Regions from separate parts of the Homo sapiens genome. Here region 2 is linked to region 1. Evidence: read pairs that join two places in POLR2A ChIA-PET (ENCODE). Cell type or tissue: OCI-LY7. All regions are shown on one strand.

What was found. Peaks named below come from ENCODE experiments on the same cell type or tissue, not always from the same donor. Only the 100,000 strongest peaks of a DNase experiment are listed, where the experiment ranks them.
Region 2: POLR2A ChIA-PET joins it to region 1 with 5 read pairs; 3 of 35 experiments call an interaction of 5 or more read pairs at or near these places.

Annotation. Positions count from the first base shown.
Region 1 is chr6:256,438-258,937 of GRCh38, forward strand. No RefSeq gene overlaps it. Among named protein-coding and RNA genes, the nearest start is that of DUSP22, 35 kb to the right of the region's middle. In OCI-LY7, no CTCF peak of the experiment used is centred here; a DNase peak (open chromatin) is centred at 1,494; H3K4me3 peaks cover 627 bases; H3K27ac peaks cover 1,582 bases.
Region 2 is chr6:183,268-185,767 of GRCh38, forward strand. It overlaps LIRIL2R (lincRNA regulator of IL2RA), which reads left to right. Exons shown (of 2, transcript XR_926349.3): 1 at 1-1,104; 2 at 1,239-2,500. LINC03066 (long intergenic non-protein coding RNA 3066) reads right to left here. Exons shown (of 8, transcript NR_126020.1): 6 at 1,326-1,542. Among named protein-coding and RNA genes, the nearest start is that of LIRIL2R, 4.1 kb to the left of the region's middle. In OCI-LY7, no CTCF peak of the experiment used is centred here; DNase peaks (open chromatin) are centred at 544 and 1,244; H3K4me3 peaks cover 1,547 bases; H3K27ac peaks cover 1,822 bases.

The DNA of each region.
Region 1 (2,500 bases):
AGTGGTGGGAGAGTGGGAGAGATGTCTTTTTTTTTTTTTTTTTTCGAGACAGAGTCCTGTTCTTGTCGCCCAGGCCGGACTGCAGTGGTGTGATCTGGGCTCACTGCAACCTCGGCCTCCCGGGTTCAAGCGATTCTCCTGCCTTAGCGTCCCAGGTAGCTGGGATTACAGGCATGCGCCACCACACTTGACTAATTTTTGTATTTTAGTAGAGTCAGTGTTTCACCATGTTGGCCAGGCTGGTCTCAAACTCCTGACCTCAGGTGATCTCCCTGCCTCAGCCTCCTAAAGTGCTGGGATTACAGGCGTGAGCCACTGTGCCCAGCCGAGAGCTGTTATAATTTATGTCAAATTGTATTTGTTTGATATATGCTTCTATAAATTTGTTCCATAATTTTGTTTAATATTAAATTATATTTAACATACATTATACACACACTTTTGTGACAGTGTTATACTTTCCATAATTTATCTATTTCATATCTCATGGGGACTTTTTAAAGAAAGGAATCTTTGACATTGAAAAAATGTAAGCTGATCATGATCTTAAATCAAGTCTAAAATTTTAACTTAGATCTAAAATTCCTTGAAGAATAAAGTTTGTAAGAAATTTCTCAGCATGACAATTCCACTCGTGTTATTGAAGGACAACATATCCATTTACAAAGTCAACACATTTTCCTCTAAAACACTAAATGTGTGCTAGAAAAAAATACTTCCTGGAGGAGCGGCTTCCTTTTTGAAATAACTTCATCTTTTTCTGACTGCCTTTGGTTGACTAATCATGAAAAATCTCCCCTTGATGTGGCAATTCTAATTCTGACGCCATCTCCATGGGGAAAAGAAAACTTCCAATTTTTCTTTAAGAGGAAGTCAGTGCCTCAGACAGATAATCACTTCCCTGGAAGAACATCTCCTCACAAGCGGATTTTTTTAAGTTTAAGAAGTTAACTTTGTAATGTTTAAAAATGAAAACTGCTAGATTTGACAAGCTTAGGAGGGAAGCTCAGTATACCTTCATCCGTACTCATTGGGCTGATTGCTTAGTTCGGGCCTCAGGTGGGAACGGGAAGTGCTAATTAGGCTTCCATGAAGACACCCACACTGACAAGCATGCATCCAAGTCCTCCGCTTCTCCAGAACTAAACCTGGTATACCTTGATTTCAGCCTTGCCAAAGCCCTGCAGAACTATTATGTAAGGGAATTGGCTAATCTTTATTTGCTCACTTTTAAATGTCTTTTGTGCCTAAGGAAAATCAAACCCATTGTTGTTGGGGTTTGAGAAGGTAAATTTACCACACCTCTGCCAGTTACAGCTTTAAGACCAGGTACAGAAAGCAGATATAAGTCAGTGTATTGGCTTTATTTCTGGTAAGGCTGGGTTAAAAAACCTCCACTTGGACCCAAGGTCTGAATGGTTTTCCACTGAACTTAACCAGGCCCACCCACCCACAGGCAGGACAGCTGTGGGCCTCTCCCCACAAGGGCTGCACCTGGCTCCTTGGGCTCACCCCATGGAGGAGAGGAGGGCAGGTGCATCCTGTGACCAGGCTGTTCTAAAAAATGATGAGAGAGACAGAAAGCACACCAAGGAGAGGGGAGTGGTGAACCTTTACACAGTGACCCCAACCCTTAATGAGCAGCAGAATTAGTCATCTATACTGAAGAGTTAGAAAGGGGTAAGGAGAAGAAAAAAGTTATTTCCAATGTCTGAAAGGTCGGGCATTTCCTTTTCCTTGGCAGAGGCAGGAGCAGGTGGGGACAAGAGAATAGGTCTCCCTTTGGTTGGTCACTCCAGTGGGTCACTGCAAATGCTGTTGTGCACACTAGGCTTTGCTGAGTGTAGCTTTGCCCATAGGGCATCAAAATTTGAAAGCCCAGAAAAAGTTTTATTTGATTTTATAATTTCAACTAGTATTTTAGATTCAAGATGTACATGTGCATGTTTGTTGCATGGGTTTATTGCATGATGCTAAGGCTTGGGGGCGTGAATGATCTCGTCACACAAGTAGTAAGCATAGCACCCAACTTAGTTTTTCAGCCTTGTCCCCATCTCTCTCTCCTGCCTCTAGTAGTCCTCAGTGTCTAGTGTTTCCATCTTTATGTCCATGTGTACCCAATGCCCAGTGCTTAGCTCCCACTTATAAGTGAGAACATGCAGTGTTTGGTTTTCTATTCCTGTGTTAATTAATTCACTTAGGATAATGACCTCCAGCTGCAAAGGACATTTTTTTTTTTTTTTGATAGAGGTAAGATTGTGCTCTGTCACTCACTGCAGCCTTGACCTCCTGGACTCAAGCAACTCTCCTGCTTCAGCCTCTTGAGTAGCTAAGACTACAGGTGCATGCCACCACACTTGCCTGAGTTTTTATTTTTTACTTTTGTAGTGACAGGGTCTTGCTATGTTGTCCAGACTGGTCTCAAGCTCTTGGCTCCAAGTGGTCCTTCCGCCTTGGCCTCCCAAAGTGCTGGGATTACAGGTGTGAACCATTGCACCTG
Region 2 (2,500 bases), 73 kb before region 1:
TTTGATCCTTTGATGCCGGGCCCTCCTCCCACCCGGAGCCATACCTATTTCTCCCTTGCCCGTTCTCCTGCCTCTGCGTTCAGATGTGCTTCAGGCCTGAGACAGGAGGAACCTATCAATGAAGGAGGAAATGTTCCCCAGCTCCTCAAACACGAGGCCTCCTTCTGCAACTCAACTTTCTGCTCCCAGGACAGGATAATCTGAAGACCCCACCGCTTCACCTCATCTGAAGACTCAGTTAAAGAGGAGCGGGCAGGCAGCTGGGGGATTCATTCTCTGGGAGTGGGAGCAGAAGGGAGCCCCTTGTCTTGTTTTTGTTCCTTCCCAGTTGACCCACAGCTGGAGTGCGGGCTGGGCAAGTAGGTGCTGGGCAACTTCTGGGGAGACTCAGGCCTCCTTATTGGCCATCACAAAGCCCCAGAGAAAAAGATGCTTCCAAAAACTGCAAGATAAGAGGAACAGGTAAAGGTCATGGGAGGATTAAGTAGAGCACAGCAGGCTGCTTCACGAACCCTCTGTGGCCTTCCCCAGGTGGGCCAGCATGGCAGCTGCTAACATTGAGTCTAGGCCATCAGGCAAGGTGAATTAGGGACAGTACCAGTGGGGAAAGTACCTCGGTGTAGCCCATGCACTGTCTGCCACCCACCCATGAAGTTCAACCTCTTCTAGTGCTCTTTTCTGTTTTCATGGTCCTGGAGTGACTTGACCTCATTTAGTCATTCTATGATTATCCCATTTACAGGCAAGGAGCATTTTTATTGTTGTTAATGCTCTTAACTCTAGCAAGCTATGAATTTAGGACGTGTCTGTGCCCTTTGGCAAACTTACTGTCTCCTTAGGAATTTTGTGCCCGATTTCTTTTGCTCTTCCAGACTGCTGCCCATGCTCCTCTGCCCTGCCGAGCACTCTGGGAGATGGACCTGGTTGGACACTAGAGCTCCACCCTGCAGCTTCCAGGTGGGCTCAGTAGATGGAGATCCTGGAGGAGACTGTAGAGCAGCTGCTGGCACAGTTGTCCTGGAGCTACCTGGGCCCAGATGCCCCAGCTCTCTCCATGCAGACCATTCTACCTACCTCTCCTCTCATACTGGGCTCTCCGTGTAGGTAAGAGTGGTACAAGCTTCCCTGTCACATGGGTAGGAGTCAACTTCCCTTTCCTTTGTGGTGCTAAACCCCCCGCCACACCTCGAGTAAACAGGGCCCTTTCTAAGCCCAGCTCCTGTCTTGTCTGGGCACAGCATGTGTTTTCTCCTGGGACCCTGAAGCACACATCCATTCTACTCATGTAAAACAGACAGCTGCATAAGAGAAAATAATATATTCACGTGTACAGCTGTTGGCAAGAAGTCTTCAGAGATGGAGAAACCGATGAAGAATCTTGCTGCAAGATCCCAACCTATGCCAAGGGCCACTGCGAGAAGCCAGCATGGACACGAAATTCACACCCAGGGCAGCTCCTGTGTCTTCTGAGCCTTCTCATGAGGGCTGCAAGCACAGTGGTCTGGTACTGCCTGCCTGTAATGTTTTCTTTTAGAATAGACCCTGTGTGTAGATGAAAGAGCATTCGACATCATTACTACGTGGGATGCTGAGAACCAGGTGTTTTCTTCTCTGGGCATAAGCTCCTGAGGCTCCCGAAAGTCTCATCCTCCTGGGCCGAGGATGCTGAAGGGAGCAGTGGGATGGAAGGCGGGCCCAGAAAGCACACGGGCAGGCAGAATCTGCTCTGCCCAGCTCCAGTGTCTTGTCTTTACTGTGCTCACCGTATGTTTTCAGAAAGACAGGCCAAGAACAAAAGTGGGAGCCACCTAAATGTCCAACCATGATGGTCCATGAACACAGTGGAATGTGCAAGATAATTGTGAAAATTGTGCGGAAGTATGGGGAACTGCTTAGGATACACAGTTAAGTGAATAAAGCAGCATGTTAAGTGTTATATATGCCATGGTTACAATTCCAAAAATATGTATGTACATAGGCAAATTCTGGAAGAATAAAACCAGAAGAAAATGTTGTATTAAAGTGATAGCATCATGGATGTATATAGATAGCCTTTGATGTCTTTGTTGGAAGAGGCCATCCTTGCACCCTGTCCCTTGCTGAGCATGCCACAACTGCAAGGCCCTGAGTGTCCCTTAGCTGGCCCATTTCTCAGGTCCAGCTGATAACTCTGAGAGGTGAGGTAACATTGACCCCTCCCCATGATCCTCCAGGCAAACAGCAGGCTGGCTTCTGGCTTGCTGTAAGCACAGCGCCTTCTCCAAGCTCCACGCTTCACGCTGCACACACGGCATTCATCTGAGCCTGCTGTGTCACCTGTGAGGGAACTGGGACTGAGGGGAACTGACACAGAAGTGCGGCTGGACATAACATCCAGGAAACAGTAGCAGGTTGACTGAATAGCTTCTAAGAAGGATAAAATCAAATCCCAGATGACAGTCTTAATAAGGTTGCGATACCAATTTGAAATTACAGTTGACTCTTAAACACCGGTTTGAAC